Regions from separate parts of the Mus musculus genome. Here all the other regions are linked to region 4. A link is a loop called in an ENCODE intact Hi-C map of the cell type or tissue named here. Cell type or tissue: heart. All regions are shown on one strand. Region 1 has its middle 18 kb from the start of Dennd5b. Region 2 holds the start of Resf1 (retroelement silencing factor 1). Region 3 holds the start of Dennd5b (DENN/MADD domain containing 5B). Region 4 holds the start of Sinhcaf (SIN3-HDAC complex associated factor). Region 5 holds the start of Amn1 (antagonist of mitotic exit network 1). Region 6 holds the start of Caprin2 (caprin family member 2). Region 7 holds the start of Ipo8 (importin 8).

Region 1 (4,000 bases), 170 kb after region 4:
CATTATGAAGATAAAGGACTAAACCTCTGAAACTGTAAGCCAGCCCTAATTAAATGCTTTCTTTTATGAGTTTCTGTGGTCATGGATCTCTTCACAGCAATAGAACACTGAACAAGAACCTGCCTAATAAATCAAGGACCCTGGGATCTAGTTCCCAATACTATATAAAATATAAAATAAAATCAACGACCTTGTTTGGTTCATTGGCCTTTTAAAAATTTAATTTTGGAGATTGGATGATGGCTCAGTGGTTAAAAGGGCTATCTGCTCTTCCAGAGGACCTGGGTTTGTTTCAACTAAACTGAAGTGTCAGCATTTGTGTCCGTGTTGCTCATTTTAAGCTGTTTGGGGCTGGAGTTAGCCCAGCCTGTTGAGTGCTTTTTTAGCAAACACAAACACTTGGACTTATTTCCAGCACTTTGTAAACCAGGTGTGGTAGTGCACTGCTATGGTCAGCACTGGGGAGAATGGAGGTAGGATTATAAATTCAAGGCCTTCCTTGGTTTGGTAAGTTTGAGAACAGCACAGATAAGGCACAGATAAGGTCCTGTCTCAAAAACAAACCAAACTAACAAAACAAAAAGAAAACAAATAAAAACCCACCACCAACAACAAAACACAAGTTTTATTTACCATTGATCTAATTTTGGATCAAAAAGGGACACTAAGAACCTGCTGCCAAGCAAGTTTGTTCCAAACAAGACAAGTTTGCCAGGGAAGCATGAATGAGCTCTTGACAGACTTGTATCCAAGAGTCTCTAGGTCCAGTGAACACCTGCATTTCATCCTTTATCTAAAATACAACATGTGAAACAGGAAATATAAAATTTGGTAGTGTCAGTGTTCAAGTTTTACTTAGTCCCTGTTACTCTAAAAAAACAGTTTTGTTTTTTTTTTTTAAATCCTCCACAATCCATTTTCTGGAAAACAGCTTACTTCAAAGACCCGCCCTTCCTGTAGGACTTTAGTACGCCTTTCAGGTACTCCTCTTTGTTTGCCTAGGACAAGAACAGACAGGAGGCTTCACAATTCTTTGATAAATGATAAATGATTAGCTGAGTTGTTTGTTCCACTGATCACCAGGAGCAAAGTGCTTGTTAGTCAAACTTTGATTAAGCCCTTTTTCTTCCCAGGCCCCTGAACCTTGGCCCACACTCAGTCTGAGTCAACAAGTGTCCCTAGAGGACAACTGGCCTCAGGGTTATTCTCAGATCAGCACACACCCTTTCCATAGTCTCTTGTTGAAATAGCGCTCTTCTACTGCAGAGGCTCCCTGACCCTCTAAATGTTACTTTTAGATAAAAGTCTCTCTTTACTAAGTCTGGATTTTTAAGTTTAAAGATGCAGAAGTACAAGACAATCTCTCAGCTCCTTTGAGCTTTAGCTAGTGCACACGTTGTTAATACTCTTCAGCCCTGCTGGTGAATTTCTAGTGATTCCAGTGGCTTGCTCTGACAAATGATGGTAAAGGCAGATAGTTAAGATGATGGAAAGATTGTTTGCATTGTCTTATATATACCATTGCATTTAATCCCTCTAACTTCTATAAAAAGTACTATCTTTCAGCTGTTTCACAGGTAGGGAAAATGAGGCCTGGAAGAGTTCAAAACATTCTCAGACAGCCCGTGAGTTGTAAAATTGGGTGCAAATCTGGATCAATCTGAGGTCACAATTGGTTCAGTGTTGGAAAACATCTTTACTCCCTCTGCACAGATCCTGACAGTACAGATAACCACAGTGAAGACTGACTGAGCCTCTCTCTTGGCAACAGCATTTGAGGGAAGGAGTTTTTGTAACAGTAGCCAAACTACAAAATTAATCATCCTGTTTCATACCTATTCCACACCCAGACCCTTCATTTTGATCTGAGGGACCTTGAGTGTTTACTTGATAATGGTATGGCTACGGATGAGAAGCACATGAAAAAGCTACTACTGTTCTGCTAGGATCTAGGTTGGTAACAACAGGGAGGACACATGTCCACCTGCTGAACACAGCCCATCTCATGGAACCGTTGCAGCTGCAGAGGCTGAGGTCTGTGGTAAAAATAAACACTTTTTAAAAGGAGTCAGAGTGTGTGAATTACATAAATGAATAAATACCCCCCTCTCCTGGCTATTGTGAGCATTGCAACAGCTTTATTAATGAGCTCCTCCACTAGGCATTTTAGAGTCCCAGCATCTTAAGGTCACAGCATTGGTGCTGGCCTACAATACCAATACCAGGAGGCTGTAGCAAGAGGATCAGAAGTTCAAGATCATTCTTGACTACAAAGCAAGTTGGAGGCACAGTAGGAAAACGTGCTTACCACCAAACCTTGTCTCCTTAGCTGATGCCACCACCTCCTCTTTTTCTTCCTCCTCCTCCTTTTTTTTTTTTTTAAGATTTATTTAATATTATATGTAAGTACACTGTAGCTGTCTTCAGACACACTAGAAGAGGGAGTTAGATCTCGTTACAGATGGTTGTGAGCCACCATGTGGTTGCTGGGATTTGAACTCTGGACCTTCGGAAGAGCAGTCGGGTGCTCTTACCCACTGAGCCATCTCACCAGCCCTCCTCCTCCTTCTTTAACTGAATCTTGTTATATGACTACCCGGGCTACCCTGGTATTCCTGATCTTCTTGCCTCAGCTTTCTGCTGAGATTACAAGTGTTACCTTCAAAATAAATTTACTCCAGATACCCATAATAAATAAATAGGAAGAATTTTTGAAGTATTTCAAAATGAGTTTATGGGTTCTCTTGAATGGCTGAGAATTTTGGGGAATTCTGATTTCTCAATCTGAATCATAATGACTGACAACTTATCCAAGAGGCTGAGGCAGAAAGACCGATGAACACTCAAAGATAGTGGGCTACACAGTGAAATCCTCTCTCAACAAAGATAATAAAGAACTGATATCTTCCAGTAATTTGAGAATACCACCCTAGTTTAATACTCTCTGTGACCTATGGAAGATTAAAGTTTCACAATCTCAGAAAAGTACAACTTACAAATAGTTGTAGGTCCTAATTTTGACATAATCTGAAGTCTAAAGATAGGGAGAAAGAGTCAGTGTTCTTCCATTTATGGAGAGAGTTCTACAATTAAAACATTCTTCAAAATTAAGGGATATTTCAGGAAGCTCAACTTCCTGACCCTCTTCTTTCTTTAGACAGGTTCTCACTACGTAGTTTTGCTTGAGCTGAAACTTACTATGTAGAATAGACCAACCTGACTCTAGGAAATCTGTGTACAAGGATGTTAATGTGTAAGTCTGTGTAAGACTGTGTTGCTAGGAATCAAACCCAGTGTCTGTGTACGTGTGCATGCTAGGCAAGCATTCTACCACTAAGCTATATTCCCTGACAGGAAACTTTTTATAGATTAAAGTGCTCATTACGTTAAAATGTTTTTTGATGATCTCACAAGGAGATAAAATGTTTTATTTTTCCCTGCTAGTAAAATTTTATACAATCTAAGAAAGTGGCCAGGCGAGATGGCTCTCTGGGATAGTGTTTCCTTTGTAAAACCCGAGTTTAATTCCAGGTTGTACACACACAAAATATATAAAGGTAATCTTTTACAAATGCCCCTGAAGCTCAACACTATATATGATGAGAAGGAAAGGTAGGGAGAGAAGAAGGAAGGAGGATGCAAAACAACTCTGAGGTCAGATTGCTAGATTTGGTATTCCAGATTTCAAAGGGGTAAATCATCTGTTCCAGCAGATAAAAGCCACCAGGGCTGCATTGACTGGAATAAATCTATAGGCTCTTGAAAGAATGAAGTTAGTCAATTAACCCCAAGACTACATTTGAAAGTATTTGAAAAGTTACATTAGAGAGGCAACAAAAATCAGATTATATTCTGAATGTCTAATAGTCCAAAGGTCACATGGTAATTTGCATTGAACTAAATACATTAAGTAGCAGGTTGTCTTCTTTTCCTCCTCTCCCTCCTTCTTTCTCTTTCTTTTGTCTAGGGTCATACTTAGTGTTCTAGACTAGCATCAAAC
Region 2 (4,000 bases), 360 kb after region 4:
ACTTTGTAGAACATTTTGCCATTTCATTTGCAGATTGATAATGAGGTCATCAACAGCTTATCTTTGTTGAAGCCTGCCCCCACTAGCTGTAGCCCTTTTTTTTCCATGCCTATCAGCGATTTCATATTGTTGCTAATAATATTCCTGCCAGTCATTAACACAAAAAAATAACTTGACTCAGAGAAAGGTCATGCTGAGCACACATCCTGTTATGTTTGTTAATCTTAAGAAATTCCACAAAACTTTAGGTAGGACCTGTTAAATCAAAGGTCAATATGGATTGTCATGTCTAAAATGGCTTGTCAGAGATGATCACCAAGCAGTGCACCTTCGTGCACCTGAGTTTGAGCTCACTGTGGTTTTTGTGGCTGACATTGAAGAATGCTACTAATAATCCAAAAAGTTATGATTATAATACTCATGTTATCTCAAATTTCACCCGTTTGTAAGACCCCCACCCTCGGTCAGTGATACTTACTTCAAGACAACTCCAACACTGAGACAGATAGATGCAAAAAGCAAGAGGTTTATTTTCTGGTGCGATGGGATCGACCTTCAATTAGTCTCTCAAGGAGAGTGACTAGAAGGTGACTCTGAACAGCTACTGCAGTTTTTATACTTTTTAAGGGCACAGGTTACATCAGAAAGGTTACAGTTCAAACTTATTGGCTAACCATATTGACCTTTAAATCTATTGGCTAGAAAGCATGGGTAGATCATGACGTGCATTTGAACTCTATCTGGGACTTTCCAGAGGGTCAGGTGACTATCAGTCAGTACATTCTGTGGTTTTTCTGAGAATTGTTTACTCAAGAAAGTTCCTGTGGGTGGAGAATGGAATTTGACTTGGTCTTGACCTCAGGTGGGAGGGAGAAGCAGAAGTGGGGAGAGGGAGTGTAAGACTGGCAAAAGCCCTTAGGGTCCTTCATGTTCACCACCCATGTACCACCCTCTGTAGAAATCATAGTTTTAGGGGTCAAAATGAACCGACCAAGTCTACAGCTGCCAAAACAAGATTAGCAGTTCTCAGAAAAATAACAGTTCTCGGAAAAAGTCTCCTGCCCCACCTCGCACTAAATTCCGAGAAAAAACACAAACTGACCTTCTTGCCAGAATTCCCTGAAACATTAGTAGCTGACCAATGAGTTTTAAAATATACTGCTGCTTTGCTGACCCATCATAATATGGCTGTCCAACCCTCCACAAAATGTATAAAGGAACTATGCTTTCTGAGCTCTGGGGTTGACCCTCCCTGCGACGTGTCAGAACAATAAACCTCTTGCCATTGCAGCGATCTGTTGTCAAGTTGTGTTTTTGGGCTTGCGCACCCAGGGTAAAGCCTCGGAGGTCTTACACCTCCATTCCTTACCTAGGACCAATCAGCTTAAAAGTTAGCTGATAATACTTTGCCTAGTAAGCCTACTGCTTCCCTTCTTGCCCATTAAATGTTTTGTTATTTTCCCTATAAAAAGCCTACCCTGAGAGCAGACTAGGAATATAATTATGTTTCTGAGTTCTTTTTGCAGTCCTGAAGGTTTATTAATAGGGTAAGTGTTCAGTAAGTTGCTTAACTGGATCACTGTTCATATACTTTTGTTAGTATATGAACATGAATCTCTGAAGAATGATATCCCAGACTCAAATACTATGCAACAGCAAACAGCATTTATTGAACAAATTCCTGCACTCAGGAGCCCAATTCCATCAGGCCAATTCACTCTTTTCAGTTTGTGTGGCGATTCCTGAACCCCAACAATATATTTCCACTGGCCCTTGACGTTTCACTCCAGAAGCCCTTGTAGAAATATAGTTTTAGCAGTCAAAATGACCAGACCAAGTCTAAAGCTGCGAAAACAAGATTAGCAGTTCTCGGAGAAATAACTATAACAAATAATAACAGTTCTCCTGTCCCGCCTCGCACTAAATTCCAAGAAAAACCACAAATTGCTCTGACCTTGCTGCCAGAATTCCCCCGCGACATTGGTAGCTGACCAATGAGTTTAAAAATATTCTGCTGATTTGCTGACCCATCATAATATGATTGTAAGGCCTGGGGGTCTTACACCCTCAGGTGATTCTCATATAAATTCTAGGTGCAAGGCTGAGCTTTTTTCTCCCCTCAGACTGTAGAAGGCACACCTGCCCGGCACTAGGACCGCGGCCCTGGTGCAAGCGCTCGGGGGCGGAGTGGGGACCCAGCTGGACCCGCCCCAACGAAGGCTGCCACCAAACCTCTGCGCGCTCTGCGCTTGGCAGAGGCCTCGTCCCTTGCTATTGGCGTGTAAGCACCCGCCGGGCGGCAGGTCTGCTTCGGATCGGGCTTTTGTTCGGCCCCCTGGGCTCGGGGCTGGGTTTTCGCCACCTCTGTCCCGGCGGAGGGGCGCCGCCCGGGTCCTCGCTGTACCGCGGGGTCGCTGCGCGCCGGGCGGGCGCGGTCTGAGGTTGTTGGCCCGAGAAGCAGGCGGGCTTGTTGCAGCTAAGCGTCCCTTCCGGTTTCGGAAGGAGAAGCAGAGCTTTGTTTTGTTTTTCGGTTTCTTTCTGTCTCGGTCTTCCGCTCCTTGGCCCCCCTGCGACCCAGCGGAATTGCCTTGCGCTCCGCCTTCGAGCGCCCAGGCCTGTGTGAGCGCCGCGGCCCGCAGCATCTTGGAATCTGTTTGCATTTGTGGTACTTAAGAGTGCCTTCCTAGAAAAATGGAAAAACAGGTAAAGTGGGTGAGCTGGCTTGCATTTCAGTAGGCCAACTACAGAACTTGCGTGGGGATTTAAATTGTCTGCTGGGTGTGTTACAGTTAAGGGGAATCTTAAGTTTGTTTCTTGTTACCATTCAGATATACTAAGGTCTTAGTTATTGCTCCACTCAGCCCCCATCAGGTTCTCTTTTATCAGTCCACTAAAATTACTAAAGAAGTATTTTTGCTTTGGTATTAAAGGGCAGTAGTGGACTTGGAGAAGCCCGCTTGAATTCTAGTGGCAGGGAATATTTTGAGAGTAGCCTAATTCAGTAGTTTTGTTTTTAGCACAATTGAAATAAATTCAGTAAACTTAGTATGGTCTCAATGACACTGTAAGGGAAATGTACTAGACCTTAACTCTTGCTTTCTTGTTTCTTGATTTTCATAGAATTAGAGGCGTGAATACCTTGTGGAAGAGATTAAAAGGTAAAATTGTATTTACAGGTAAGTTTGCCTTTTATAAAGCCTATCCTGGTTCTACTGGATGACTATTTGCATTGTACCGTGGACTAACTTATTTTAGAATAAAGAGTATCATTGAATCAACACTAGTTAAACCTACAGAACTTGCCTAGCATGTGCTTGCCTTCAATTTTTGCATTTGGGAGACCAAGTCAGACAGATCTTTGAGTTAAAGGCTAGCCTAATCTACATACCAAATTTCAGTTTAGCTAGGACTGCATAGTGAAAGACTCAAAAAACTATCACCAAACAAAACTGTCACAGATCCAATGGGACACAGTAGATTTGATGGCAAAGCTTAAGAAATAATGTTGTTGGTATGGTACTTAACAATTTTATTTTTTGCCTTCATGAGATAGAGGAGAGATGATTTTTGCATTTTTTGTTTTGTTTTGAATTTTGGCAGTGTTCGAGATAGAACTCAGCCAGATTGCTACCCTGGAAAAGATTATGGTAGCTGGTGAATTAAAGTTACCTAGGCAGAGGCTAGCTCTTATTTTTGGTGGGAATGTAGTACCAGGGACTGTTTCTTATTTATTTTTAACTTGTTTTAATTTATGTGCGTAAGTGTTTTGCCCACATGTAAGTGTAGTTTTGTGTGCTTGGTGTGTAGAGCTCAGAAGAAGGCCTGGATCCTCTAGAACTGGAGTTACAGGCAGTTATAGCCACATGTTAGTGCTGGGACCACTTTTAGGGCCACAACTATTGAGTCATGTCTTTAAGCACTTATACTTAGTGATCTCTAGGGTTCCAGTCCATGACCATAAAACCTGTTAGAAAGCCTTTTCTGCCTACGAGGGCTATGG
Region 3 (4,000 bases), 150 kb after region 4:
AAACACCTGCCAAATAGCTGTATGATTCCTAAACCTTAAATCTGTAAATTCCTAGTATGCAGGGGTCACAACCACCCCTAATTCTAGTTCCAGACAATCCAACACCCTCCACTCTCTTCTAAATGCTGAAGGCACCAGACATGCACATAAACATTCATACACATAAGATAAATCTAAAAAAAAAATTAAAAACAATTCCTTCATTATATTACTAGCACAGAATATATTTTTTCAGATTTTTATACTGTTTAAGTGTGTGTGTGTGTGTGTGTGTGTGTGTGTGTATTAGAGAAAATGCCCTCAGAGGCCAAGTGTGTCAGCTCCTTTAGAACTAGAACTAGAAGTGCTTATAAGCCTCCTAATCTGGGTGCTAAGAATCAAACTTGGGTCCTCCTTCAGCAAGAGTAGTGCATGTTTTCACTGAGCCGAGTATTCCGCTGGCCCAAGAATCTTTCTCTTCTAAGTAGTAATACAATAAGAACAATCAAAAGAACAATAGGAGATACTGCTTTATGAAGACTGAGGTGAATGGAAAGGGCAAATACAGGCTTTTTTATTTCATCATTCACCTGTCATAGAAGGCCCAAGAAATCCTAGTTGTTTAGAGGAGTCCTAGAAAAATATATTTTTTACTAGCCCAAAAAAACTCTTTCTCCAAAATCACTATTGCAGACACCCCCCCCCCCTGCAACTTCATGTCCCTTAACTATACTATTCTTAACATGTACATGAAATCTTAGCTGAAGAAACAGTAGGATTATATAATTATACATACAGGGAAAACTTGGTATTTCATTATTCCTCTAAAACTATACTTAGTTTTTGTTAACATTTTACTGTGAAGCTGACTTAATAATATGCTCAATTAAGACGTGAGACTGTATTAGTAAAGGCTGACCCGTTTTGTTTACTATCATTTATTATTTAATACATTCTTCCCAGCCCTTTCCTCAAAGGAAGAGAGAAAAAAATCTATACTAGTGCAATCAACCTGGGATGGTATATTCCAAAAAAGCTGCTGTGAAAGGCTATGACCTAAGTGTTTAGCACTGACACAAATAAAGTTCTGGTGGTAGGCGTTATGTGTCTCACCCTTACCAAAAAAAAAAAAAAAAAAAAAAATCACAATTCAGATTCCAAGGAGGAAAGCGGAATGAAAAATTCAGTCAGTCATTTCTCCCCGGCCTGCTTTCTACATTTCGCATTCCCCGGTCCCTACCATCCTTCAACTGCCCGGGTTCCCAGGGTACGTTCCCCAGCTCAGTCCCGCACTGCGTCACCAAACCCGTCAAATGGGGGCCATGCTCCTCCAGTGACACCTCGGCAGTGATTCACGGCGCGCCCCTCTTGGGGAGGATTGTCCAACTACATCAACTCAGGAACCAGGCAGGGGTATCAACAAAGCATCAGGCCGCAACCCAAGCGTCCAAAGGTCCTCGCTAGCTCGCGGCACTGGCACTGCCAAATCCACAGGATTCCAAAGGGTGACTCGCTCGTCATCGCAGAACCAGGGGGAGGGGTGGCGCCGACCCAGAGCGGTCGGGGTCGATCCCGCTGGGCCTCCTGCCCGAGCGGACCTCACCGTAGCCCCGCGGTCCCGACTCCTTCATGGAGCTGCCGACCACCGCATCCGCCGCCAGGGCCAAACTTCACGAACCACTGCACAGCCCGGTCCCGCGCACCATGAGCCACCCGCGAGCAGCGGAGGGTCGGGCCCTCTGGGGACCCGCGCCGGTTACAAGGACCCAACACCCAGGGGCTTAGCCAGAGCGCGGAATTAACAACAATGTCATTATGTCGCCCACGAGTGCCCATCTAGCCGGAGCGCGGCTATAGCCGCCGACTTTTTGTCTGGAGCCCGCACCTCGCCTCCCTAGCGCCTCCAAAGCCAGCCCGGCCTTACCCGCCAGCTCGTCGGGCTCCAGCCCGCTGTCCGCATCGATCCCGCACAGCACGAAGTAGTGCGCGAAGCGACAGGCGGCCGGGGAGGACCCCGAGCCCGGGCCCGGCGCCGCGCTGCTACCGCTCATCCCGCCGCGCTGCCGGTGCGACCGTCGCTGGGGTTCGCGGAGGAGGCTCTCCGGCGTGAACCGATGAGAAGCCTCGCTGAGAAGCGTCGCAGGCTTCCCTCGCGGAGGAGGCCACCGCGGCGCTCCGACTGCGGTCTCCGCCGCGACCCTAGGACGAGCCCGGCGCGCCCATGGCCGCGCAATCGCCGCGGCCGGGATCCTTCTAGACGCTGGTACCGAGGAAGCGGCCTCGGGCTCGCGCGCGGACCGGAGGGCGGGCGGGATTCCGCCGCGGCGGGGGAGGGGCGCGCAGGGGGAGTGTCAGCTAGGGAGGCCCGCGCCGCCGCGGCTGCGCCCGCTGGAGCGCAGCGTCTGGCGCCCGCGGGTCAACTGAACCGCGCTGCGCGACGGGAGCGCCCGCAGAGCTCGGTGGCGCGCGGTTCGGGGCGCGCACCAGTGAGCTCGGAGGATCGGGGGCGCGTCTGGGTGCGTGCCCACCCGCGGTAATATTGAGGAAACCTCTCTTGCACGGTGCAGCCCCCAACAGTCGGTTGAGCACGAGCCGCAGAGCAGGATCGTATCTTCCAGAGAGGATGTCGCCCAACCCAACCTAAACAATAACGTAGCTTTGGAAAAGGGAGACAGCACGCTGAGGTCATTTCCCACAACGTCTGTACCGTATTTTTAAACTGTCATGCAGATGCTTAAACCATTTTAAGATCCTAGTCCCCGGCAGGACGTGGTGACTCACATCTATAATTCCAGCACTCCTGTGACTGAGGCAGGAGGATCCGGAGTTGGAGATGAGCCTCTCTACCTAGTGAGACTCCATCTCAACACACACAAAAATGAGGAGGGTAAATAACAACCTGGGTAATTGACTCTTAGCTTCTATCGTACCTTCCAATAATCTTCCGGAACCCTTGAAATGACTTCTCTTACCATTTTAGCTGGATTGTACTTGGGATGGGGAGTATTTATGCTTCCTGGTTCATTCTTTCCAGTATCTATAGAACCTTGGGTCCCACTTGACCTGCCATTTATATTTTAGTGAAGGAAAGAATGATGATAATCTAGGTAGTATCAGGATGGTGCTACTGGGAAAATAACCAACTTTGAAATCTGTAATGTATATGGACATTTAATGTTATGCAATTATTGCTTCTATTATACAGAGTACACATAAAAATATTTTACTGAGTATTTCTATTTTTGTTGGTGGCTTCTTGCAGGATGTTAGATTCTAAGCTAGTCAAATATAGCAGAAAACTGATTTATTGTTTGTGCTAATCAAGAAACATGCTTTCTGTTCATTTGAGCAGTAACTGATTTATAAAATTGTAAACAGTAATGATTTAGTTTTGTTTTATTAACATATATAGAATACTGTATTTAATCATGACATTTCCATACATGTACTTTCTTGTTTTGTTTTTTGAGACAGGGTTTCTTTGTGTGACAGCTCTCGCTGTCCTAGAACTCTATTTGTAGACCAGGCTGGCCTCAAACACACAGAGATCCTCCTGCCTCTGCCTTCTCAGTGCTGGGATTAAAGGCATGTGCCACCACAACCCAGCTTCATGTACATATTTTGATCATATCTTTTTATAACCTTCTTGTACCCCCTGTCCCACCCCATTCCCTCTGATCTCCTTCCTTTTCACACCAACTCCTTCTGCTTTCATTTCTTTAACCTTTTTGGTGATCAAATAAGTTCACCAAACTTATTTTAATTTTAAAGACTTTTTAAAATGACATTGTGTGTGTGTGTATGTGTGTGTGTATGTATGTGTGTGTGTGTGGGGGGGGGGGTTCTGTGCTTATGTACAGGTCAGGGAATGAGTTTCAGAAGTCAGTTTTCTCCTTCCATGATGTAGGTCCTGGAGATCAAAACCCCGATAGTCAGTCTTGGTGGGGAGTCTTTATCTGCTAAGGCAATTTTCTGATCTATGGGTTTCATTAGAGTTGATTATGGAGAATAGGTGAGCTTT
Region 4 (4,000 bases):
AGTTCCACTTCAAAGGCGGATGCACGGACCTCCCAGACGCGGCCTCCCGTGCCTCGGAGCCCCGGCCACGCGTGCGTCCCGCCGAGCAGCGCTCCGTCGCTCCGCATGGGTGACCCGCAGGCCGAGGCGCCCCCACGGACACAGCCTCGCTGAGCCGCCGCTGAAGTTTCCGAGAGGACCTAAGGGACAAAAGCCGCCCCGCGCCCCGCCCGGCCCGCGCCGCTCGGGCACACGCGGCCCTTTGTTGTCCGGCGGCATCGGCGACGTCGGGGCGACCCGGACCCGCGCCCGGGGACCCACGCGAGCTCGGGTATCCTGAGCCACTGGTCCCTGGGGCCAAACTTTTGCGGAGTCCCGGATGAGAAACGCCCAGAGGTCCCCGCCGCCGTGCATATGCTGCGAGTTGGCGACTTTCGCTGTGCTTTGGAAACTGGCAAGACGCCATCACCAGGAAATCACATTGTCCTGCTCCCGACAGCCCCGACGGCGACCGCAGCCCGCGGCTCACTCCGAGCTGGACACTGAGATGTAGCACGGTCGCGGCCCTAAGCACGTGGCTTGTCAGGTGAAGCACACACAACAAAAAGGGAAAAAAAAAAAAAAAAAAAGAGTTGGGTGCCTCAAGCAGCGGACCGCGCCGCCGCCTTCATCCGCACTGTTTGGTGCCGCGGGCCACGGCCACCCCTCCCGTGTCGCCCGCACCCACGCTACAGGTGACCAGACGGACAGCGAACTTTGGGCTGCAGAGACCACTCGGCACCGGCCGAGTGCAAAGACCGCGTGCTGCGCGCTCATTGTCGCAGCCGCGTCCCTGCGGACTTCTCCAACAACGCCACGCCGCGTGCGTCGCGCCATCCCGGCGCTGGCCCTCACCAGCTGCCTTCAGCCTGTGTGGCCGCCGGCTCCAGGAACTGGCAAGTTAGTTTCCGAGCTCCGGCTTTGTTGTTCACCCGCGTGCAAACACCGTCGCGAGCGCCGGGGTAGCGCAACACGCGGGTGCACGCGGAGCCCAAGCCCCTGGCCAGAGCAGAGCCCACACGGGATCTGCGACCCCGACCCTGCTCTCCGGGTCTGCAGGAAACACTACGACCTAGAAAAGTCATTGTCACTTTCAGCGTGGATGCAAGTCCGCCGCAGCTCGTTCGTTTCCACGCTGCACTCACTTTCCCCACACCCTGACTTTCGGTTTACCTCAAATATCCTCCTCAATTAAGAAGCGCATCTCCAACGCCTCTGTACAAAAGAATCTGGAGTCCGGAGAGCACGAGGGCAGCGCTCCCCGCAATGCCATCTCCAAGACAAAACTTCCTGTGTGTTTGTGTATGGGAAGGACGGAGGAGGCGGGGGAGGTAAAGGGAGGAAAGAAAAAAAAAAAATCACAGAAAACAAAACCTCGGAGACAGTTTTGCACCGATGTCCGGACTAGAATCACTCACCTTCCACGCGCAGCAGCGTCCCCACGGTGCAAACTGCACCAGGCCAACCTCCTGCAAGCACTCCCTCCGCCAGCGCCGAGTCCAGAAAGATTGTCTCCAGCAGTTCTTCAGTTGCTACCGCGAACGGAGGTATAGATTCCGCTTTCCCTCTGCGCAGGCGCGGCTCCCGGGACCAAATTCTCTTGAATCGAGCTGATTTGCATACGGGCGCGTGCGCGCCGCGGGCTGGGCGGGGAGAGGGCAGGGCGTCCGCGCGCGTTCCCGCGGCCTCTATTGTCCTTTTAAGGGGAGAAGCGGCGAGGCGCGGGAAACGCGGCGGCCCGCGGGGACGGGGGCGGGTCCTGCCTACTCCGCAACGTCACGTAAACAAACGCCCTCCCCAGCCCCCGGGGGAAAAGGAGGCGACGCGGGGGCGTGGCAGGACGCGAAAGGTGTAAAGGTGAGCGTTGTCCTCACCGAATGGCACCCCTTAGGAAGCTACTGAGCTTGGAAAGTTCTGGAAGCTGCTTTTGCAGCATTCGCGCACCTATGCCCAGTTTCTGGCTTGAGGTGGCAGAGAAAGTTGTCGTGGAACCACTCAGTTTGTACTTGTTCCTGCCTTTCCTAAACTCTGTTTGAAGGTGAGCTTTACATTTTGTCTTTCAGGGCCTGCCTGGCTTGTGAGACTGCTCAACTGGTACTTTCAAGTCTGATCACCTGAAGGCAATAACCAACTTCTGCAAATTCGCCCCGCGCACCACATGCACACACAAATTAAAATTTCAATTCTCCAACAGAGTTTTCGTTCTTTGGGGCTTTGATGATAAATTGTTTAATAAAGTCGCATTTTGAAATGGTCCATTCAGTAATTCCGTCTTGTCCCTCTCAAACATGACCCAACCCATAACTGAGTGGTTTTGCTTTGCTCACTTGAACTGAAGTTTTCAAGCCTCTGCGAATTTCATGGTGGTAATTACCGTGGGAATGGTGCCACTTTCTGAAAACACACAAATCCTCCAGCCGTGAAGAGCTCCTCTGCCCAGAAAAACCACTTGTGAGGGGAGAAAGTGGAAGCAAAATACACACTATTCCTTGTGGAATATACGATAATCGAACATCAAAATGTTTCTAAAGAAAACCTAAAAGGGAGGTGATTGTAGAAGAAAGGGAGTAATCTAGAGAAAACAAAGAATAGGGAGGTTCCAGACAATGAGGAGGGAGGAAAAAGGAGGAAGACGCTTAAGTAACTTTTCAGATGAAAAAGTAAGAAATGAAAATATAATTGTGATACTCCTTAAGCCCAGCGACCCATAACACCTGGTTCAGTGATCCTGGGAGGATAGGTAGGAAAGAGAATGTTTTTTCACCAAAACTTGATACTGGTCCTTTGCTGCAAAGTATGGAAACCAACTATAAAAACAAACAAAAAAAAAAAAGACAAGATTCACTGCTTTTGCTGTATGCAGATTCAAACAAATATTTCTGAAATGCTACTTTAATTCAATAGCCAATTCCTAAAACACAGTTTAAACCTACTTGTGAAGACCTCAACGTTTTTTTTTTTTAAAGTTCTGTAACACTCTTCCTGTAAAGGAGTAAAATAAATAAACCTGACAACTGTCACTAAAATACAACTCTTAAAGGCAAAGATTTTTCCCTTATGTTTGTATTCAGGCACCTAAAACAATGCTCACCACATGATGGATTCTTAGTAACTGCTTATAAAATATACTTGAATTTTTAAATTTTCCTATTGGTTTATTGCAAGTTAAAATACCTTACAGTTTTTGCATTTGACCTAAAAGGAGTTTGGGGGCTTATAGTGAACTTTAATTGACATCTTTGTCCTTAGGTAATAAAATTTTACAGCTTTAAGAATTTTTTTTCCGGGCTGGTGAGATGGCTCAGTGGGTAAGAGCACCCGACTGCTCTTCCGAAGGTCCGAAGTTCAAATCCCAGCAACCACATGGTGGCTCACAACCATCCCTAATGAGATCTGACTCCCTCTTCTGGAGGGTCTGAAGACAGCTACTGTGTACTTACATATAATAAATAAATAAATCTTAAAAAAAAAAAAAAAGTTTAAAAAAAAAAAAAAAAAAAAAAAAAAAAAAAAAAAAAAGAATTTTTTTTCCAGCCAGCCTTGGTGGCACACGCCTTTAATCCCAGCACTCAGGGAGGCAGAGGCAGGCAGATTTCTGAGTTCGAGGCCAGCCTGGTCTAAAAAAGTGAGTTCCAGGACAGCCAGGGCTATACAGAGAAACCCTGTCTCAAAAAAACCAAAAAAAAAACAAAAAACAAAAAACAAAAACTAAAGACTTTATAACCTCACACAAAACAATTACACTATTTTGCTACTTAAGTTACTATAATGTGCAACTAGCAAGGAATCAAAGCAAGACAAATAATTTGACACTATTAGGTACAGTATTGTTTACATCATAGGAAATGCCTGCATTCTCCCCAAACCACTGCTGTCAAGTAAAGATAATACTTTAGTGTAGGTATAATGGTACACACTTGGAGTTCTAGCACTCTAGAGGCTGAGGCAGATGGATCTCTGTGAGTTTAAAGCCAGCCTGGTC
Region 5 (4,000 bases), 240 kb after region 4:
CTGTAAGGCCCTGGACTTGATACTTAGCACCACAAAACCTAACAAGCCAGGTAGGTGTCTTAGTCAGGGTTTCTACTGCTGCAATGAAACATCACGACCAAGAAGCACAGTGGGGAGGAAAGGGTTTATTCTGCTTACACTTCGACATTGCTGTTCATCACCAAAGAAAGTCAAGACTAGAACTCACATAGGAACCTGGATGCAAGAGCTGATGCAGAGGCTATAGAGGAGTGCCACTTTACTTGACTGCTTCCCCTGGCTTGCTTAGCTTGCCTTCATATAGACCCCAAGACCACCAGCCTAGAGAGATGGCACCACTCAATGGGCTGGGCCCTCTCCCTTGATTACTAATTGAGAAAATGCCTTATAGCTGGATCTCATAGAGGCAATTCCTCAACTGAGGAACTTTATTTGTGGTAACTCCAGCTTGTGTTAAGTTGACACACAAAACCAGCCAATATACCAGAATAGGTAGAGTCTTCTTTAGCCTCTTTTAAAGCAATGTAACCAACATGTTTTAGGGCTTCAAATTCTGGCCATCTGAGAAACTCATACCTGTGTCAAGCAACCACAAATTCTGTTTACAAACACACACACATTCTTTCTTCCCTTGTGCTTGCATACACATCCCCACACAAACATATAATAAAGGTATTGAAGGGTATTGAGAAGGGAGGTGTCAGTTTCCTAAAACAGCATTCCGGTAATAGTTACTTCTCAGTACCTACTGTCCTTTTCATTCAACAATCTCTTGTGAAAACCTTAAAAGCATTTCAGTATTCTCACCCTTTGTAATGGCTATAAGCTTCACATTGGACATCTCATTTAGTTATTTCCCTTTAGAAAAGCATCCATATTGTTCTGTGGTATGGTAACAATATTGTCAAATTGCTTTCTGGTAAGTCAGCTTTAAGTTCTATCTACACAAACAATTGTGGCATACTTGCAATCCCAGAACTCTATGGGTACAAGCAAGAAGGATCTTGAAGTTCAGGGACATCCTTTGCCACACAATGAATTTCTAGCCTGTTATGCTACATGAGACCCTGTCCTCAAAAAGCCAAAGCCAAAGCTGGTGCTGATAACTCAAGTCTATAATCTCAGCATTTGGAAGGCTGGGGCAGAAGACTCAAGAGTTCAAGGTTAGCCTGACATTGTGGGTCTGAGGCCAGCCTGTGCTACATAAGATTCTGTCTCAAAACAAAAGGGTTGGGGATATAACTGAGTTGGCATTATGCTTGCCTCGGGCTCAGGAGGCTGAGGTAAACTGGGAATAATATAGTGTGTGTCTGTAATCTCAACATTCAGGAAATGAATGAAGAAGGATCAGAAGTTTAAAGTTATCCTTGGCTACACACACAATGTGTTCTAGGCCAGCATAGGCTACATGAGACTGTCTCAAGGAAAAATAAATAGCAACAAAACAATACAGAAGAAAAAGCTGGAACTTAGGCAAGAAATAACATTTGTTTATGTACTGTTAAGTCAACAACGGAACCAATGTAGTCTTTGTAGTTTCCAATTGTTAAACCATTCCTGCTTTTCTGTTAATAGTTTTTCTTTCTAAAAATAGAAATAACAAGTAATACTAAAGCCTGCCTCTAACTCACTATATGGCTGAAGAGCCTTGAACTTCAACTTGAATTCTCAAGAAGTGTTTGGATTAAGGGCTTTACATATGTTAAGCTGATTCTTACAAAGACTCCTTGAGACAGGTACTAATACGCGATTTGCTTGGGTATGCGTGTGTATTACAACATTACCCCGTTAGCTTCGAATTTGTGGCAATCCTGTTTCAGTTTCCGGATAGCTGGGATTATAGGCGTGAACTGCCACGCCCTACTGTTATCCGAATTTTAGAAAGCTCTCCTGTACAATCGGGAGAGATTGTTACTGTTCATGGTCCCAAAGCTAGCGAGTCACGCCGGTATTAGTGGAGGTTTGTTGGTCCAGCCTGGCTCCAGGTTTCTTTTGTTCTGCCTTCACCCTCAACGCCCACCTGAGACAGGCCATCGGGTGGAGCCGCCAGCCCCACGGTGCACCACAGTCCTCAGAGACCAGACACAAAGCCGGGACAAGGACTAGGAGCCAGCAGGACGTGAGGGAAGGGACTGGGAGCTGGGGCGGACTCACAGTTCCAGGAGCTGACTGACTACTCCGGACAAAGGCATCGCGGAAGCCCTCTTAAGCCTGGACGGCAGTTGCGGCCCTCCACAACCAACTTCCGGTCGCGCAGGACTGGTAAACCTAAATGACGTCACAGAGTTGGACCTGGGGCGTGGCCACATTAGGAGCGGAAGAGGAAGTTCAGCGCTCTCTCTGGGCAGAACTGAGGGCTGCTCAGAACTAACTGGCACAAAATGTAGAGGCATCCAAAGCGGGAGCAAAGCCCCCTGGGACTTGTAGTTCTTCCTGCCCGCTATTGCCAGTTACTGCTTCTCCTGCCCAAGAGTCGCCAGAAGTCGCTGTCCAGGCAAAGGCTAATGGCAGGTCACTGCTTTTGCTGGTGCGATGCCAGGTCCCATGAAGCAAACCAAGTCTCTAGTCAGATACAGACACCGACTTCAAACACGGGGTTTACAGGACTGCAGTAGTCATCTCCACAGAGTGCGCCTGAAGCAAGAGCTGAACCATGCAGTCCTGGGTCATTCCAGGAATGGGACATATTAAGGCCTGTTCCGTTTAACATGACTAGCTATTTTGATTTTAGTCTCCATATTGCTCATAAGGTGAAATTAAGTACAGGTTCTCAGATTGTGCTTCCTAGAAGTAATTATTCGTAGCTGACATAACGTTCTCCATAATACTCATGCTCTGTTAGCTCAATACTCTGGAAACCCCTAACTACCACCTTACCCATCTCACTTAGTACCAGTCAGCTTAGAGGGCAGCTCATAATACTGATAAGACTAAGCGACTCTGATCGAACCCTGAGATGGCTCCAGGAGAGGGTATTAGGCCTCAAGGGAGAATTTCTCGCTCCCGACCCCAGGACGATTTCGCAGAAATGACTGACAAAACACTTCTCAGAAAAATCATACAACGTCCTGGCTGAAGGCCACCTGGGCCCTCTGGGGAACGAAGTTACTCTCCCAGGATGATCTGATATTGGCCCAGCCAATCAGCCAAAAGGTCAGCCTAACAACTTATCACCAAGGGCTTAGGTGTTGTTACTGTAATAGGCTTAAAAATGTATAAAAGGTGCTTGTATGTAGGGTCGCCTCCGGTCTCTTGGTCTCTTGCCTGAGAGACCGCTGAAGGTCGATCCCAGCGGACCAGAAAAATAAACCTCTTGCTTTTGCATGGATCTGAGAGTCTCATTTCACTTCGGATGGGGGGGCGGGGGTGTGTGTCTCCCGGCAGGTAATGATACTCTGGGGCTTTACAATGTCTTCTGCACTTGGTTTTCCTATAACCAGTCTGCCCTAGGTAGCACAGTCTGGTTCCCAAGTCCTTTCTATGTCCCTAATCGATAAGCCTGAATTAAGTAGTCAATAAACTTTCATCATATCTGAGATTAGTGTCCAAGTGGTCAGCGTGTGGCTATTCATGGACCCCAACAGGTCATATTCATTATAATCCTTCTAAATTGAAATTCTTTGGCCTGTTTTTCAGATCAGAATGTTAAGGTCTGAGAATTTGGGAATAATTCACTATGAAAACCAAGTTCCAGGCAACACAATTTATTCATAAAACTAGTATATCAGGGAAACAGCTGGGTTCAGAATTCAAACTGTCAGTGGGACAGGGCAGGGCAGGGCAGGACAGGGAAGGACAAGACAGAGCAACCTTTTAAAACAAAACCAAGCCGGGCAGTGGTGGTGCATGCCTTTAATCCCAGCACTTGGAAGGCAGAGACAGGTGGATTTCTGAGTTTGAGGCCAGACTGATCTACAGAGTGAATTCCAAGATAGCCAAGGCTACACAGAAAAACCCTGTTTCCAAAACAAAACAAAACAAAACAAAAAACAAAAAAACAAAAAACCCAAAAACAATAGTA
Region 6 (4,000 bases), 51 kb before region 4:
CTAGAGAGAAACCCTGACTCAAAAAACAAAAACAAAACAACCTTCCTAAGGTTTTACTAGGTTTTCAGCACAATATAGATCCAGATACTTATTCAGCTTTATCTGTCAAATGCAGATGAGAATCTCGACCCAACAATGCATCCCAAAGAACTGGGATGACTGGATCACAGGCTAAATGACTCAGGAAGTAAGAAATTATCTAATCTTTACCATACAACTAACTGTGATGTTAGGCTAGTAAGAATCCAAGTCTCTTTACAAAGCTGTCTACAATACTTTCACCAATCTTAAACTGGTATCTAGCAGTGGGGAAAAATAATAAATGCTGAAACACTTTCTGGCTCATGGTAAAATGCTTCCAGAGACTGCAGCAGCCATACTGCTGTATCACTTGCTACAGTCACAAGGAAAACGAACTAAACTATCAAGCTATTCCTTATCTAAGCTACAATAATATAACTCAAGAAATGCATCAGACCTATAATAGCCAACTCTTCAAATATTTCAAAAGCAATGTGTGAAGAATAGTTATTCAGCTGTGTCGGCAAACAGAGCAAACATTTAGCCTGGATGCTTAATTGTTCCCAGGCAACTAAGTCTCAAGGTCGATTAAACTTGCAAGAAGATCTATGTTCTCTGATATAAAGAATGTCGAATCCTTAACCTGGCTTATGGTAATGCACACTCAGGGATGGGAGGGGTAGAAAGGTTACCTTCTTCTTCTCGATGTTCCTAATTTTGTGTTTAAGGCATATAAGTCCATTATCAATATAGGTTTCATATGCCTGGGAAGGAGATGCAGCAGAACTGAGAGTAGACTGCAGGGGGCTCAGAGCCCGCTGGTTTTCCCCTTGCTGATCCTGGTTCACTTGGGACTTGGCTGACTTCATACTTCCCACTTTTCCCTCCTCTGAATGGCCGGCCTGAAGGTGACTGGTAACCGAAAAGGGATGGAGAGAGTTGCACCACTGAAACAGATGAGGCTAAAGGATGGGGGCAGGAGGAGTTAAGTACCAATGTAAACTAAAGGTGCACAACGAGGAGCTTCTTTAAAATGAAATGAAGTCAAAACATAACGTTGATTCAGACAGCGTACTTCCACTCCCCTACTAAGGTTAATTGACACAAGCAATAGCCAATAAAGACAGTCTATACGTAGGCAAAATTTACACTATAGGAATGTTTCCAGAAGTTCTATTCCCCACATGGAGAACTGCTAAGCAAGCGGAAGGCTTCTGATCTCATTCTGAATAATTTCTATGGTCGGGGGCGGAGGGTGAGGGTTGCAGCCACAACTTCAAGCTATCTCAAAGTCTACGTGAACCAAGTTTCTTGTACTAAATGACAACACTCTTTGACTGTCCAGGACCTAACCAAGTGCATCCCCCTGGACACTGCTGCCAAGTCTCACAAACTGTACGCCGAGGTGGCTTCCAGTTGTGTTTACAGTAACTCACAATCACTCACTCCTATACTGGCAAGCCTTCCGCTACCCGCACCAAGGAACCGGGAAACCAAGGAGTCGGACACTTCAACTCTATTCAGAAATCCTGCCCGTAAGGAGCAAGACCAGAGCTAGACAGCCCCTGGACACCATTGCTCGTTCAAGTGCCCCAAGGGCCCGAGTAGAGGAGCCCCAGTCAGGGTCACAGTCTAAGGGCCCACGCAGCCCACCAGACGCAGAGCGCTCTGCAAAGCCGCTGAGAAGCCCGACCCCAGAATGCTGGGGCACCACGCTTCTCCACCCCGCCGCGGCCGCGCAGACCCACCCACCCCGCCGCCGTCCTGCTTCACCTCCCCGGCTGCCTCCGAAAGCGCGCGGGAGTCCTGCGCGCTGCAAAGTGGGCGAACTCCACCCCGCACTCCCTTCTCCCCCCGCGTCCCTTCCTCCCGCCTCAGCTTAGCCTGCGGCCACCGCCGACAGTGCACCCAGCCAACTCCGCTGCTCGCGCCCAAGCTGTCCCCCTCAAGGCGCGCGCAACTTATGTAGGCCGCGCACGGCGCGACCACGCCCAAATCCCGCCTATTTCCGGTCCTCTGCCCCGCCCTCTAGCACGCGAGCTCCCCTCGGAGGCTTCGCCTTCCGGTGTCCCCTCCCACTCCCCTCTCGTGCGCTAGACCACCACAGTCCGCCCTTTTCCGGTACCCGGGACCTGCGAGGGACAGGTCCTTTCCGGTGCCCCTCTCTGCAAGCCTGCGCTTGGCGCGTACCTTCCCTGCGCTTCTCTGTTGCGCCTGAGGCTGGTGTGAGATACTGCACCTGGTAGCATGGATGGGCCCGCTTGTTTCAGCCAGCACTGGTGCAGATGATTTCAATTCTTGGAAAAGAGGCAGCAAGTCCTGCGCAGAATGACCAGATAAGCCAGCCTTCAGGCTCTAATGGTTTAAATGGGCACTTCTAAAATACAAGAGCACCCTTGCCCCACAGATGATTTTTCATTGTAGAATGAGTCAGAGGACTCAGCCTGTAAGAGCAGCAGAGTAGATGACTGCAGCCTTTGTAGTAGGAGGGTATGCGCCAAGGCTATGTGTCGCTATGAAGCAATTCATTTCATTGGCACTAAAAGAGTTGTTAAAATTATTTGTTGGGCCGGGCAGTGGTGGCGCACGCCTTTAATCCCAGCACTCGGGAGGCAGAGGCAGGCAGATTTCTGAGTTCGAGGCCAGCCTGGTCTACAGCGTGAGTTCCAGGACAGCCAGGGCTACACAGAGAAACCCTGTCTCGAAAAAAAGAAAAAAAAAACAACAACAAAAAAAAGTTATTTGTTGGGTTGCATAAAGTTAACAGAAAACAGGAAGAATGTCAGCTTCTGAAGGACTGGTGGTAGTTCCTGTATCAAATGAGGTTTTAGGGGTAGATTACTCCCTAATACCAGGGAGGCAGGAACAGACCTAAACAAAAAACACTACCTCATAAACTAAATAAAATAATAAAGTTAATAAATTAAAACTTGTGCCCAAGTATTTTACCAAATAGAATTGGTTTTAAGTCCTATCCTTGAGGCAAGGGTAATTATTTAGAACAGGGCAGTCAAAAGCATAATCAAGTAAATAAATGGAAAGTCTGGACAAGACCACCCAAAAATCACCTTGGCTTTGGCACTTCTTGTTACCTATTACATGTTTACCTGCATGTATGTTTATGTACATGGTTGCCTGGTTCCTGCTGTAGGTCAGAAAAGGGTGTTGGATACCCTGGAACTGGAGTTATAAACAGTTGTGAACCACCACGTGGGTGCAGGGAATTGAGCCCAGGGAGGGCCTGTGGAAGAGCAGCCAGTGCTCTTAACCACTGAGTCATCTCTCCTCCCTGTCCTATTATGTTCTTTAATGTTGTATTTTAGCTTTGAATCTCTGAACTATACCTGCAACTTGAATATTAGACAAACACTATGTTGTCTGTTTTCCTCATTTATAACTAGAGAAAGAACAGGCTGCTGAACTGACCAATAGACTTACCTTTTGCCACACAGAGTGGCCATGAAGCCTGTGATGAGCACACCTTCAGATAACTGAACTGACACATTTATATTTGCATATGCCTTTGTTGGCCTATGCTAATAATGAACCCAAAAATAATATTTCCAACCAGGGGTTGTGGCACATACCTTTACAGGCACACAACTCCCAGCACTCAAGAGGCCGAGGCAGGAAGATTATAAGTCTGAGGATAGCCTGAATCTCCAGATTTACCATAACTATCATTTGGGCCATTAGATTGAGATATAATCCTAACTACTCAATGGGAGAATTGCTAATAAATCTGTTAATTTATTTAATAACATGGGACATAGGCTGAATCAAGAGAAAATACAAAAGCACAAATAATTAAATTTCAGTTGCAATAAGGGTATAGTTTGTATAAGCTTGTAATAACACTAGTAAGAGAATACCCCCACAATAATGTTGCAGCAGTGTTTTCTGAAAATTAAAAAAGGAGAATGACATACACACACAAAAAAGGAGAATGAATTGGGAAAAACTCTCAACTTTTCATGCC
Region 7 (4,000 bases), 120 kb before region 4:
TTTCCTTTTTGAGACATCAAAGCATCCTTTTTGGCCATTCAATTCAACAAAACCTTGTGTGTGTTAGGATTACAGGACTGAGCAGAGTTGGAAATCACATAGGTAAGGCCTCAGGAATTCTTGGTTGAACACTCTACAGCCGAGCCAGATAGATATTAACAGGGTCTCGACTTTCGTTCTTACCTCTTGAGGATCCTGGATTCACGTGTCCCTCAAACACCACAGATTGTCAGTTAATATTTCTCTTTCAAGATTCAAAACATCTTTTATAACAAAAACAAACCTCTACTAGGGCAAACACACTGGCCAAGAAGAATCCTTATACTTCAGGAGGCACAGAATTGCCTGGGGAGCCACTTAAAACACAAACTTGTTTCTATTCCCAGGTTTTCAGGTTCTTTACATCAGGGATGAAGCCCATAATTTGCATACCCAACCGTTTTCAGAGAAGCATAGGCCACTGGTCTTAGCAACCCCTCAAGATCCACTAATTAAGGAATATCCCTTCACACTTGTAGCAAGCTCAATTGTCAAGCCATGTAAGGAAATTTTAATTTGTACATTTTAGTAAGAGGATGATAGTCCCTCTTACATGAGCAGAACCAGAGCTTGTGATATTACAATTCTGAAAGGTTGGGCCAGATGTGGTAACACACACCTTTAAACCCAGCAGACTAGAGGCAGAGGCAGAAGCAACAGGCAGATTTATGAGTTCCAAACCAGCCTGTTTAACACAGAATTCCAGGTTAACCAGAACTACACAGTGAGACCCTGTCTCTGAAATGAAAGGAAGAAAAAAAAGGAGGAGGAGGGAGAAGTATGGTATGGACAAAAAAAAAAAAAAAAAAAAAAAAAAAAGACGAGAGTAACACTGGAACAATGAATGTCTAGACTGCTTAGAAAAATGGAAAGCAGCTAAAGCAAAGTCACACACATTTCAGTATTCCAAAGAAATGCCTCAAATATTGTATTACTGGCCGGCCCAGTCTTTGAAATGGTACGGGGAAACCGCGTGCCCTTCCTAGAACTCTCTCGGACAGTGCTGCCCAGCGCTCCAGCAATACTGTGCCATGATCCACACTGCCACCGCCAGAAGCAGGCGAGGGGCAGGGTTTCCGACAGCAACACCTGAAAAGGGCGGGTCCGGAGAAAAGCTAGCTTAGCTTTGGTGAATTTTCCCACCGCGTCTCCACGTAAGCGCATTAAAGGAAAAGAAAACACACCCAAAGACCACTATCAATGGTTTCGTAGCTTCTTTGTGCTATGTGTCCAAGAGAACTGAGCAAGTGCACCAAGAAAAGGACAGATAGCCAACAGGTGCTCCAGTTGCTCCGCAGGGGTCCTGGTCTCAGGCTGGGGTTGGAGGAGAGAGGGAGAGAAGGGAGAAGAGTAGGAAAAAGAGAAAGAGGGGCAGCCCCTCGCTCACCTGGTTAAGCTCCGTCTCAGCTGCAATTCTCAGCTTTGGGTCGATAGTGCCCTTCAGCGCCTGGATGATCCGATTGAGGTCCATGTCCGCGGGCGGGAGCTCGGGTCCCAGAGCCAGCAGGCCGGGTTGCAGCCGGGATGTCTCCTGGCCCTTTTTGGCCCCCTCTACCTCAGGGGACCACCTCACCCCCACCCCCTGCCGCTGCCACCACCGCCTGCAGCTACTTGCTGCGCCACTCTGACTCCGCGCCCCCTGTCCTCCCTCCTTCCCCCCGACAACTCTCTCTCCATTCACCTTTTACGACAGCCGGTGGGAGGTGGAAGAGGAAACGGAGACTCCTTTACGGCTGCCTCTTCCCCTGGCGTGCTGCACTGACCAGCACCCGCCAGAGACGCCATGATGCTCGTCTCAGGAGCCGGCATTCATTGCACAGCGGTGCTGCTACAGGAAGTCGCTCAAGTTTGTTCCAAACACCAGACTCCCGCAGACGGCCGCCATGATGCGGTACGGAAATCCTAGCTTGTCCACCCACTGGTGTGACCAAAGTAAGTTAATTGGCCTGGCATCTATTTACAGTTGTTGCAAATTAGGCATATCTAAAGGGAGTGGTACTTTTTGTTCGAGAACTCTGAACATCACAACTGAGCTGTTTCAAGACAAACTTACTGGAATCCTGAACTTACGTAGCTTACAGAAGAGGTTTCCTTTAATGTTTGAGCGCCACCCTTTATCCTGCCATTCATTCTTTGAACATTTGTTAAAAATGTTTACAGACAGGCACCATGTTATAATAACAAGATAAAATTTAATGCAGGTTTGTATGTATGAAAACTCAAAATCTAATAGATAATCAAATGTGTGTGTGTGTGTGTGTGTGTGTGTGTGTTTCTCTTTAGAGTGTAAAAACACAAAAATGCAGTAGTCAAGGAAACTATATGACCAAAAGTGCCCAAAATGTCCAGACTTTCACTGTGAAAGGCAAGAAGGGTTATGCTGTTTCCATCTACAACTGCAAAGCATACAAAACATAAAGTAAAGATGATTGTGGGCAAATGCTGCTGAGATGTGATCCTCCAAGGAGCATATAATTACGATGTATTGGTTCAATTAAATTTAAGAACAGTGTAGAAAATGAGACAGGATGTATGCTATATGACTGATTGCTTCCAGCAATGCCCATTTCAGTCCATTATGCACACAGCCATCAGAATGAAAAATGCATTTTCAATTTGAAATGTTACCTTTGCTACCTGCACCCCCAATTTCCTTTACTTATGATATCAACTCTAATAGACCTTTGAGTGGAAACATCTAGTTTCTTTGGAAAGTTATGTCAAATGATGGTTTGCAGGAGCACACAGGTGGATGTCAGTGCTAAAGCAGACACAGGTAAAAGGATATTTTGCTGGAGCAGACACAGGAAAAAAGTTTTTCCTCTAGCAGACACAGGTGAAAGGATGTCTTGATATAGCAAACACGTGAAAGGATGCTTGATGAAGGAGTATAAATATGACCCCCAAAGACAGTGGGAAACAAGCAATGAGCGTTGGTTTGCTCTGCCTTGCTAACACTCTATGAGCCTTCTATTGTTGCGTTCAACTTGTGGTAACACCAGCACTGAGAAAAATTCGTCCAAGAACTGCTTGTGAAGTTCCTGCAGCAGCTAGTAGCTTCTGCTGGTGAACCTGGCAATTTCTTCAGGATTGAACAACAGCTTCTGGTTCCTGCCTAGTGTCTGCCTGCCTAGAGAACTGGTCTGCAGCTGCTGAGTCTTATTTGGTGATTGCTACAGGACTGAACTACTGAGAAAGATCAAGCTCACCCACAAAGAAATACTGCTGAACAGGCTCACTCTCCCCGTACCCTAATAACTTTTCTCTTCCACTACTTCTGCTGGATGGTGGGCTAAAGGAGAGGGTGAACTCTTATTAAAGTAGGTTGCAAAAAATTATTACAAGCCTTTTTCACTGTTTTTGATACAAGATCTCTCTTCATAGCCCAGGCTGGTCTCAAACATGGGGCAATCCTGCTGCTTCAGCCAAGTGCTGGTATTCCAGCCATGAGCCTCACTTCAATGTCCTCTTTTCTACTTAAAGCCTATTCTCCTGTCTTTCCCTTTAAAATTTTACACTTGTTCTCCAACTCACTCATTCCTCTACTATTGAACTATTCATTCCTGACTACACATCATTTCCTGCTTTCCAACTCAACTACTGAAGAGTACCTTTGACCTATTGGGCTCATTGATAACACTATGTGTGTCTAAGGGAAAGAACACGTGTTTGTAATACAGCTTTTTCTCTTCATACTCAGTGATCAATCCTGTTCCTTGTTTTTAACCAGCACTATTCTCTCATTCCCTCAGTACCTGTTCTGAATCCTTCAGGACTTTTCTCGGGTACCCCACTCCATCTTAAAAAAAAAAAAAAACTACAAAAATGAGCAAAGCCCTGGCAGCTCCATTCACCCATTCCCAGATTCACCTGTGTACCTGTGCACCTCATTCCCTACATCCTGAATGGAATCTCTCCCATCTTCTCCAGAGTCTGGCTCCATAAACTCCACCTCTATTTT

The links. Peaks named below come from ENCODE experiments on the same cell type or tissue, not always from the same donor. Only the 100,000 strongest peaks of a DNase experiment are listed, where the experiment ranks them.
Region 1: it touches region 4 in a loop (4-fold over the local background); 10 of 42 quality-filtered maps call a loop at or near these places.
Region 2: a loop joins it to region 4, with 5 times the contacts of the local background. A loop is called at or near these places in 4 of 42 quality-filtered maps.
Region 3: it touches region 4 in a loop (2.9-fold over the local background); 16 of 42 quality-filtered maps call a loop at or near these places.
Region 5: a loop joins it to region 4, with 4 times the contacts of the local background. A loop is called at or near these places in 2 of 42 quality-filtered maps.
Region 6: it touches region 4 in a loop (4-fold over the local background); 3 of 42 quality-filtered maps call a loop at or near these places.
Region 7: a loop joins it to region 4, with 4 times the contacts of the local background. A loop is called at or near these places in 2 of 42 quality-filtered maps.

What each region holds. Positions count from the first base shown.
Region 1 is chr6:149,117,982-149,121,981 of GRCm38, forward strand. No RefSeq gene overlaps it. Among named protein-coding and RNA genes, the nearest start is that of Dennd5b, 18 kb to the left of the region's middle. In heart, CTCF peaks have their summits at 1,206 and 2,121 (motif pointing left); DNase peaks (open chromatin) are centred at 1,160 and 2,030.
Region 2 is chr6:149,307,202-149,311,201 of GRCm38, forward strand. It overlaps Resf1 (retroelement silencing factor 1), which reads left to right and starts at 2,213. Exons shown (of 5, transcript NM_026054.3): 1 at 2,213-2,703; 2 at 3,121-3,176. In heart, a CTCF peak has its summit at 2,271; a DNase peak (open chromatin) is centred at 2,300; H3K4me3 peaks cover 2,508 bases; H3K27ac peaks cover 2,094 bases.
Region 3 is chr6:149,099,280-149,103,279 of GRCm38, forward strand. Dennd5b (DENN/MADD domain containing 5B) reads right to left here and starts at 2,401. Exons shown (of 21, transcript NM_177192.3): 1 at 1,904-2,401. The coding sequence starts at 2,030. In heart, a CTCF peak has its summit at 1,594; DNase peaks (open chromatin) are centred at 1,472 and 2,342; H3K4me3 peaks cover 2,862 bases; H3K27ac peaks cover 1,884 bases.
Region 4 is chr6:148,944,856-148,948,855 of GRCm38, forward strand. Sinhcaf (SIN3-HDAC complex associated factor) reads right to left here and starts at 1,615. Exons shown (of 6, transcript NM_019643.4): 1 at 1,437-1,615. It overlaps 3010003L21Rik (RIKEN cDNA 3010003L21 gene), which reads left to right and starts at 2. Exons shown (of 2, transcript NR_144294.1): 1 at 2-1,565; 2 at 2,082-2,274. RefSeq lists an enhancer at 1,778-1,812 and a cis regulatory region at 1,793-1,799. In heart, no CTCF peak of the experiment used is centred here; DNase peaks (open chromatin) are centred at 216, 966 and 1,656; H3K4me3 peaks cover 2,393 bases; H3K27ac peaks cover 2,509 bases.
Region 5 is chr6:149,186,473-149,190,472 of GRCm38, forward strand. It overlaps Amn1 (antagonist of mitotic exit network 1), which reads right to left and starts at 2,240. Exons shown (of 7, transcript NM_001113424.1): 1 at 2,134-2,240. The coding sequence starts at 2,171. In heart, a CTCF peak has its summit at 2,331; a DNase peak (open chromatin) is centred at 2,299; H3K4me3 peaks cover 2,001 bases; H3K27ac peaks cover 1,815 bases.
Region 6 is chr6:148,894,224-148,898,223 of GRCm38, forward strand. Caprin2 (caprin family member 2) reads right to left here and starts at 2,014. Exons shown (of 19, transcript NM_181541.4): 1 at 1,795-2,014; 2 at 714-933. The coding sequence starts at 890. In heart, a CTCF peak has its summit at 2,107; a DNase peak (open chromatin) is centred at 2,018; H3K4me3 peaks cover 1,928 bases; H3K27ac peaks cover 1,399 bases.
Region 7 is chr6:148,829,738-148,833,737 of GRCm38, forward strand. It overlaps Ipo8 (importin 8), which reads right to left and starts at 1,730. Exons shown (of 25, transcript NM_001081113.1): 1 at 1,427-1,730. The coding sequence starts at 1,510. 2610017A05Rik (a long non-coding RNA gene) reads left to right here and starts at 1,883. Exons shown (of 2, transcript XR_869626.1): 1 at 1,883-1,971; 2 at 3,128-3,377. In heart, a CTCF peak has its summit at 1,812; a DNase peak (open chromatin) is centred at 1,794; H3K4me3 peaks cover 2,152 bases; H3K27ac peaks cover 1,250 bases.